Regions from separate parts of the Homo sapiens genome. Here region 2 is linked to region 1. A link is an interaction called in ENCODE POLR2A ChIA-PET data of the cell type or tissue named here. Cell type or tissue: MCF 10A. All regions are shown on one strand. Links, peaks and the distances in the headings refer to the core of each region. The heading gives the core; the rest is flanking DNA.

The links. Peaks named below come from ENCODE experiments on the same cell type or tissue, not always from the same donor. Only the 100,000 strongest peaks of a DNase experiment are listed, where the experiment ranks them.
Region 2: POLR2A ChIA-PET joins it to region 1 with 8 read pairs; 1 of 35 experiments calls an interaction of 5 or more read pairs at or near these places.

The regions. Positions count from the first base shown.
Region 1 is chr12:80,701,182-80,705,928 of GRCh38, forward strand. The region is part of intron 1 of LOC105369867 (a long non-coding RNA gene); the gene reads right to left. Among named protein-coding and RNA genes, the nearest start is that of MYF6, 4.1 kb to the right of the region's middle. RefSeq lists an enhancer at 1,931-1,990. In MCF 10A, for the core only: no CTCF peak of the experiment used is centred there; a DNase peak (open chromatin) is centred at 1,850.
Region 2 is chr12:80,776,069-80,780,815 of GRCh38, forward strand. No RefSeq gene overlaps it. Among named protein-coding and RNA genes, the nearest start is that of LINC01490, 15 kb to the left of the region's middle. RefSeq lists enhancers at 1,653-2,852, 2,097-2,326. In MCF 10A, for the core only: no CTCF peak of the experiment used is centred there; a DNase peak (open chromatin) is centred at 2,233.

The DNA.
Region 1 (4,747 bases), core at 323-4,322:
ACAGACAGTCTTTTCTAATATGACAACACTTAGCCCAAATCATATAAAATCAGGGAAGATAAAATTTAATATGATTAATTTTATATGACCAGTGACATGTTGAACATGTAATGCCTGTACTTTAAAAAGCTCCAGATTATATGCAATTTAAACACATTATAACTTTCTATCACTCACTAACCTAAAAACTAACATGTATTATCCACAGACAAAAATGTCTGGACTTTCAAAAAAAACGTGAGATGTAAGTGAATATCTGATTAAACAACTTTTTCTTCCAAACTGGTAGGGAAACTTTATGGAATAAATGTGTTTGTACAGTGGTGGCTATCTGTCACGGTAGACCCTGACACAGCCATTAAAGCACCAAACATTTTGGGCAATATGTCATAACCAGCCAGTTGGAGGGCAGTAACAAAATACTTGGCTAACCATACTATACTAGAGACATTTGTTTATCTTAGCAAGCTAGTAACACCAAGCACCACTATAATTGGGGTCATCTGAATATCATGATTCATTGCATTTTTAAAAGAATTAAACATCATAGGAAAATCATTCCATATATTTTGGATTTTGAACATTTAAAATATTAGTTGTTTTAGCATCATAAAATGTTTATATAATATTTTCTTTGAAAAAGGCAATATATACATAATATTATATTGTATTTATATTTAAATAAAAAGTAACAAAATTTGCATTCTATCATATGACATTATGTAAAATTTTGTTCATATAGAAAACAAAAAAGTAGGGTTTGATTTATTGAAGCAACAAGGAATGGATGATTTTTTTTCCTTCAATCATAGCTGAAATAATTTGTGTTGAATGTTGTTTATGTGCTAGATACTGTATATTGGATTTTATTGACATTATTTAACCTTTAAAACAATATTATAAAGTAATATTATTTCTATTTTATAGACTAGTTAATTAAAGCTTAGAAAAATTATAAAACATGTCCGATGTCAAATGATTAGCAAGTAGTAGAGCTGGGCCTAGAACTTTGTCTAATATCAAAACCCATATTTATAATCACAGTAATTTTTTAAATAAAAAATCTATACTTTATATATCCTGCACTCTGTACATTGTTCTTATTTATGAATAGATGTATGTCAGTTTCTATGGGCTTTTTCTGGGAAATAGAATGACAAACTCATTCTGACTTGACCAGGATTTCCCCAGTTTTAGCACTGAAAATCTGGCCTCCTGGGTACCTGCTCAGTCCTAAGCAAACCTATGCCAGTTGGCCCCTCACCAGGAAAGAATACTTAACCTGGAAAAAATTCTAATGGTTTCCAAATTTTAATCTTAAATTCAGAAATCTGAATAAAAGCGGGGGGACGGAGGTGCAGAATTATGAAGAAGGCTTCATGTTTTGCACTGAGGAATATGTGTTTCTCAGGGAGAAAAGCATTCATTGTCACCTTCCCTGGAAATTATGCCTGAGAATTAAGAAATGAATAGCAGCCTTCTTAAGTGTCGTTTTGCAGCTAGTACATAACTGAATACAGATTTTTGGAATCAGGAGTGAGAGCAAAGAGCAAAAATGTGTTTCTTGAATTATCTGAAGAGCAGCCTCGTTGGTTCCCCCTTCGCTTGTTCTAGACTCATTTCCTTGGTGCTGTTTTTAAAAGGGTGCTCCATGGTGGGCCTGGAAACCGAAGCCCTTCCTAATCTAGGTCCAGCCCCATTTCTACGCATAACTTCTCACTGCCACTTACTGGAGATTGCAGAAGATTCGCCTTTAATATCTTTCCTTTTCCTCTGCTTGGTTTATGCCCCTCCCCCAGGTTCTCTGAAGTGACTCAGATGTTCTGTAGGTCTAAGTGCAAAACTATTTTTACCACAGCGTTTGGGAATCTCTGGGCACAAACTGTCTGCCGATTAGGTAAATTACAGGTGCAGGAGCTCATGTTACTCATTTAGCTGCCACAAATTGAAAGCACTAATCTGCCTCTTCTGAGTTTTGCCTTTCAGTCAGCGGGCTCCTCCTTTACCTTCTATTCTTTATGGCTACTCTCCGCCCTTGCTGGGTGACCCTTCGTCCTGAGGGCTAGCCTGCGTTCTGTTCACTCTGTTTCTCTCCTCTCTCTCTTCTCTCCGTTCTTCTATACCCTTTTCTTTCTTCTATTTTTCATAGTTGAAAGAGTATAATCATCGTCTATCCGGCCCTCAGTTCTGCTTTATCAGCTGTGGCTGAAACTGCTTTCTTTGAATCTGACTATGTAACCAAATTCCCCAGCTATCACCCACACAAATCTCTTCCCTAGTCTCTGACAGTCATCTATGTCTGTTTCTTCCTTGAGCTTTTTCTGACTGTCACCATCATCCTGTTACTTTCCAAAGGCTTTTCAAAAAGCTTGAACTTTGTTCCCTAGAAATGCCACCACAATACCTCAGGAACTTCTGTTCCCAAACCATCCTTTTCTCAAGCTTCCTGTTCAGGAGTGACTTTACTGTTACACACTCTTAGAGAACTACATTCCTTTCTTTCAAAGTTCCTAATTCGGTTATTCATTTGTGTGACTTTTAATTAGTATCTTGTTCCCCAGTAAACTGGAAATTTAATGAGGGTATAAATACATTAAGCTCTGCTACTAGAGCGACTAGTTTCAATATTTTCACCTTGATTAACACAAATCCCCAAATTTTTCAGAAACATCTTTCTCACCAAATCTAGGTTTTTCAGTGAATTCACTATGATTCTTTCCATCAGAGGCCTTACAAATTGAGTAGGAGAATTAATATTTGCTGAGTGCATATTTCATACCATGGGCTCAAAATATATTATTTAATTTAGTGTGAAAAGAAAGCCTATGATATGTGTAATGTATATGCTTTTTGATCTCTAATAAAACTGTGGCTAGAAACACATACTTAAGAATGGCTAGAACACAGATTCTGTCTTTCCCCAAAGGTCTCTTCTCTTTCTACCATATATGCAACATTTCCAAAGGCTCATAGCTAAAATCCACTGATGTGAGCTAGCCATAATACTTTCCTTCCCACTTCTTCCCACAGAAAAGAATTGGGAGGCACTCAGGCTTTTTTGGGGGGAAAAAATCATTTGCAAATGAATAAGCATGAAGTAAGAACAACAGGGTGGTAAACCACATGAAAACTTCCCATCCTGTCACTAATCTAGTTTCAGATTTTATGATGAATGAAGTCTAGTCCCCTTGGAGTGATTTTATTAATGATAATATTATTATTCCCCTATTATCATTTACTTTTTCCATAATTAAAAAAATATTTGGACTATTTAAAGCTTGGAGGATTGCAGTTTATGTAAAACTGATTTGACCACTTGTCAAGGTCTGTGTCTCCAAGTTCTACTGAGAAGTGATATAATTGCAATTACAGGCATCTCATATTTTGTAAACAGTTTGAGTTCCAAGAGTTCACTAGTTAGAAGTTTGGCATCAGTGCGTATTTTCCCATTGACCTAATCTAATAAAGGGTGATTATTTCCCAAGCTGGCATTTCCTTGTTTTCTCCTCCCACCTCCTGCCCTCAACTCCCAAAACAACCACAAAAAAGGGGAAAAATCTGTTTAAACCAGGGTAAACACTCCCACTAATTTTACTGGTCTGAGGTCTAGAGCGTGTTGGAAAAGGGGATTCATAATTTAATAAGGAAGAATTCAATAGGTGAAAGTTGACTTTATACCAGTAAAAGCCACCCTTGCCTAAGAAGTTGCTCCTGATCTGCACCCCAAAGCTTTATATACTTTTTTAAAAAAATAATTCTCTTTCTACATTTCTAAACTGGCTCTTTCTCCAGTGGTGACACTTGAATGAAAGAAACAGAAAAAGGAAAAGGCGAACTTCCATATTTTTTAGCGGGTTCATGATATGAAGGCTCTCTAACATCTATCTGATACCTCTTAAAATCAGTGGCAAGTCTAAGAATGGTAACACCTTAAATGTATTTCTTCACCCAGGCTTCAAAATTGCTTAGTAGTGATATTTTTCTCCCTTATTTTTCTCTGAACATACTAATTCCAATAATAAAAGTACTTTTAGAGAGGATGCTACATTTTTGAGGTGGGTTTCATGTTTTTAAAAGTTTAATTTTTATAACATCCTGTAAATATGGACATCTTTTGTCATTATGCCAATGTTACGGATTAAACATCTGAGAATTTGAGATAGTAGAGTTCATTAAATCCTCACAGGCCCCAAAAGACTATAATCTAGGCCTTCCCCATCCCAATTCCAAGGCTATTTCTCCCATTTGGTCTGTTAATTTAACTCACCTCTTTAGATTCAGACTCCATGAGAAGAGAGATTTTTTTTAATGCTTTATCCTTAGCACCTAGGACACTATCTGGCACTTAGTAGGTACCCAATAAATGCTGAATAAAAAAAATTAGTCATTTTTATCTTAATGTTCTTAATGATTTTTATCACAATAATCTTAGTTAACTTTTCAAATTGTCTTCACATTTACAAGAGACAACATAAAGTGTGGTTAAGAGCACAAGCTAATTTTCTATAATAGATGTTAGATTATACCCTGAGTTGCTGAAACTTTCAATCTGCAGTTTTAATTGCTGACTTGAGCAACCAAGAAACTGGCGAAAATAGAAAAAAAAAAGTCACAGAAGAAGTATTGGCCTCTTGCAACTCTTCTCTCTCCTTCTTACCATTCCAAAAATCTAAGAATAGTATTAAACTTGATAAGGAATAAAAACAGCCAAAAATATCAAAGCTTAACATCCAGTCTGTGGCTCAAT
Region 2 (4,747 bases), core at 524-4,523, 75 kb after region 1:
CATCTGGCATTTCCCCTACACATACTCACTCCGCCTTGCTGCCATGTAAAGAAGGTGACTGCTTCTCGTTTGCCTTCTGCCATGATTGTAAGTTTCCTGAGGCCTCCCCAGCAATCCATAACTATGAGTCAATTAAACCTCTTCCCTTTGTCAATTATCCAGTCTCAAGTATTTCTTCCTAGCCGAGTGAGAACAGACTAATATAATGGCTTTCTTTAGAGTATGGGAATATGCAGTTAACTTCTATTTCATCTTCAAATCTTAGCTATAATTCTGGCCCAATAAAAACATATTACTCTCATATGTAAACATGAGATCTTATAACATATAATATCATATCATATTTGCCTCAGTAGATTGCAATTGGATTGAAAGAAGAAAGTCAAAACTATCCTATTATTTGTCACATTCTACATAGGCAGCTGGGAACTTAAGCAGTGACTATGCTGGGTAGCTTAACTTCTAATGAGGAGCAACAGCCCAGGGTGCAGGGAATTCCTAACTTTAGACCCAGCTAGGTTTCCTTTACTATTAGTAAACCCTGCCTAAACGTTCATATGCAGGTAGTCTGTTTCTCTGAAATAAAGGATATCACAATAATTAAAATCTGTTAATATATGTGAAGTTCTTAGAACAGCACTTGACACATAGTAAGTACAAATATAATGAATTCTTATAATTGTATGTTGCTTCAACATCCATTTTGAATGTAAATGGCTTGACTTTCCATATTCAATGAGTTAATAGGTTTGACTTCCTCATACAAGAGGCAGAGCTTAGTCACCCTTGACAGAGTTTTCAGTTCTCCACCTCTTCCCAGTTTTTCAAGGTGTTTCATTCAGATATCTGTCTCATTAACTGCCTCCTGGTGACTACTTCCCTACGAGATAGTTACATTCAACCTACTTGCTCTACCCACTCCCACATGTGGCATGTGCTTTGTAGATAGGCCACAGTGACCACCTTTCAGTCACTGCAGGACTGCATCAAACTGCCCACTTGCTCTTAAACCCACCAGTTGTAACTCCCCACCGGAAATCTACCTAGGAAATGGCCTGAACCCCAATAAAGTCTTTGGACCTCAGGTCTCTTACTCTATCTCTCTTGCTCCCCACTTGACAGTTGAGTGTGTGTCCTGGACTCCCTCCTTCCTGTCGGTCCTGAAAAATGTGCTGCTCTCTTCTCTCTAGGGTATATGTGAGTAATAAAACTGCTTCTATTATTCCATGTGATATAGTTTGGCTGTGTCCCTACCCAAATTTCATCTTGAATTGTAGCTCCCACAATTCCCACATGTTGTGGGAGGGACCCAGTGGGAGGTAATTGAATCTTGGGGGTGGGTCTTTCCTGTGCTGTTCTCGTGATAGTGAATAAGTCTCACGAGATCTGATGGTTTTAAAAAGGGGAGTTTCCCTGCACAAGCTCTCTCTTTGCCTGCTGTCATCCATGTAAGGCGTGACTTGTTCCTCCTTGCCTTCCATCATAATTGTGAGGCCTCCCATCCATGTGGAACTGTGAGTCCATTAAACATCTACCCTGTATAAGTTACCCAGTCTCTGGTATGTCTTTATTAGCAGTGTGAAAACGGATTAATATACCATGTGTTTTGTTGTGCTGCCTCTTCTGCATCTCACACGACCAACATACCCGAACCTAACTTCTTTTCCAGTCAGGGCTCTCCTACAGAGTGGCTATCTTGGTAGGAATAAACTATTCACAGGTCTGGTGAGAGTCACAAGGGCATTTGCCAGTGTAAATAAGTTTCCTGTGAGAAGAACAATTGGACACGGGTCAGACACTTTAGCAAGTTAAGTATTCTGACAAAAGATAAAGGTCAGGATAAAAATGAAATTAGAGAAAAAAAATACAACTCAATAAATGTTAGCTGTTAAGTATAGCTTTGTCTACCCAAAATACTTCTCTAATTATCTTATTTCGGTAAAACACTGTTGTAGATTGCAAAAGCAGCCCAATTTTCTGTTCCTCTGTGTATAAATGCCTTTTACAATGATCAAGAGGTAGAGACTTTTCCCCCAGTTGCTGACTCTGGGCTGGGCTAGTGACTTGTTTTGGCCAATAGAATGTGATAGAAATTACATTTTGCCTGTCTGAGCCTAACTCTCAGAAGGTCTTGTGGACTTTTGCTCTCTCTTGAGATTTTTTCCTCTATTATGAGAACAAGCCCAAACTAGCCTACTGAGGGTAATAGACCATGGGGAAAAAAGCTGAGTCACTTCAATTGGAAGTCAGCCAACCCCAGAAACAGAGCTGCTTAGCTGATGTTCAATTGATTACAGGCACATGGGGAGGCCCAGCCAGTCAAACCCAGAACAGCCCGGCTGAGCTCAGCCTAATTCTGTGACTTTCAGGATGAGTAACAAAATAAATGATTCTTATTTTAAGTCAAAATTTTGGAGAGCAATCTTCCTCTTGTCAATGTCTATCTCAGTGCTATTTCAGACTCCTTTCGTACTGTCAAATCTCACTCAACTTTTAGCATCTATTTCAATTGGCATCTCTTCCAAGAAGATTTTTCTAATTTCCTCAAGTGATGTGTTATCTCCCCTATAATTGAACCCCATTTTGATATTTGTGTCCCTTTTTAGCTTTTTTTTTAACTTGTTTTCTATTAGAGGTGTTAGTGTCCTACTCATCTTGCTTTTCCTACAGCTAGTAAGTGGACATCCAGGAGGTACAAGGATATATCCCAGACCTGGCCAGTCATGCTACCATTTCCCATAATAATCTCCTTAAGAAGTGAGCACCAGACCCAAGTCATTCAGATACTACCTGTAAGATATAGGCACTGAGGGAAAGAGTCTGGTTTTTCTTTTAGATGAAGAGCTATAAGAATGGAATCGAGACTAGGAGAGGAACATCCAAAGGAGAGAAAATGACTGCAGTGGGAGAGAACAAGAGCTACGATCAAAAAGAGGAGAGACAAGCAGCACTGAGGAAGACAGAAGGGTAAGAAGAGGTAAGAATTCTATCAACACTGAGATACTGAGACCTGGATCTGTCCTGTTTTGGAAGTAATTGATTCTCTCTCTCTTTTTTTTTTCTTCTCAAGCTCAAGTGAGTTGTGTTTTGGTTAATTGCAAAAAGAAAAGAATCCTAAGCTTCTTGTGAACTGAGGCAGGTTAATATGAATGATTCTCCAGTGCTATATCACCTATAGATATGTTGACTACATAATGTATTATCTATATTGGGACACTTCTGAGAGCAAAATGGAGTGCTAGTAATAATTATTCTGAAAAACCTAGTGCTAAATGAGACTGTCTCTTTGGGTTTCCCAGAAAAAAATCAGAAAAGCTGGATCTTCAAAGCTGAGGATTAGATGCTGGATTGTTGTGTTACAAAAATCCAGGTCTAGACCTTCTATGGGTCCCTTCTTTGTAGCAGACAGTCAGCCTCTCACCCTTACAACCCTATTATCTACAAAAATACAGCTAATAAACAAAAACTCACAGGAAGCAAAGATTTATGGAACAGGTAGCAATTAAACTCTTTGGAACTACGTTGTGTTTGTGTGGGATAGTTCTTGAATTTGTGTTTGTAATCACTATAACTTAAAGGAAGAAAAAAATTAGGTATTAGTTCTCATGTATGATAATTTTCCTTCAAGATATTATGTTTTCTATCCTTGGTGTCGGGGAGGCAGTAGAAGTAGCAAATTAATATAATGTTTAAGTTAGTTGTTGAATATATATGGTATATAAAAGTTAAAACTCAGATAAAACTTTGTGTTAGCAACACAGATGAACACAATGTGGGCTAAAGCTGAAGAAATGTTTTGATTTCGATGATCACCTTTTATCTTCCTCTATAGGCTACAGCTGAGACAACAGTAATTAATCTCACAATCTCCTGTACCTGATATAATGGCTTAGGGGCAGAGGAGAACTACTGTAGTGTAAGTGGGGCTTGTGTTCTGATGGGCAATGGCAATAGGCAGGACCATTAATACAGACTCAGGCATATGGAAGTAGTATTATTGTGCCCACCTTGCTAATTTAAAACTCACTTTACACTTTAGAATTTCTCCCATGAAATAAGCAACGAAATATGTATCTACAGTAAAGTCATTTGGTGGGGGGATTGGGTATTTAATATTAATATGGTTAATATTTACATTAACCTCTACATTCATCCTGAGGATAAGAATAAGATCAGAACAACCAGGGAATAAGAGATAAGGATGACCACTTTTATCTTTACATTCTTTATCTCCTCTTTGTAGAAATAATAATAATAATAATTAAAGCTCTTTTCTTTCTTAGAAGTGTGTGGTGTTGAGTTCTCAACCCAGATGAACTTTGTGAGTGAGCTATAGAGAACTGAGATAGACCCAAGATAATCCAGCAGCCATTCTATAAAGTTGAGAGGTGAAAGAAAATTTCTTTTAAGTAATATTAAGTACCCACTTGGTAGGTAATTACTATAGGAGAAATTAAAATGACAAAGACACAAATGGGTCCACTACAAGACAAGCTAAGAAAAATGCTAAAGAGGGGTTACAAATAACAAATATCACAGTGGGGTTTGATGATGGAATAGATAACGTCACGTCTGAAAAAAATTAGAAAAACCTCCTTGGAAAAGAAGCTATTTGAAATGGGCCTTTTATGTTGGGGATTTTTTTCTGAGGAATGAAAGAGGCATTTCAGGAATAATCAAAATCTAAGAAGAAAGAAAGTTTGGGACAGTTTCCAGGAATAGGTAGTGGTCAATTTCGACTGCAAGA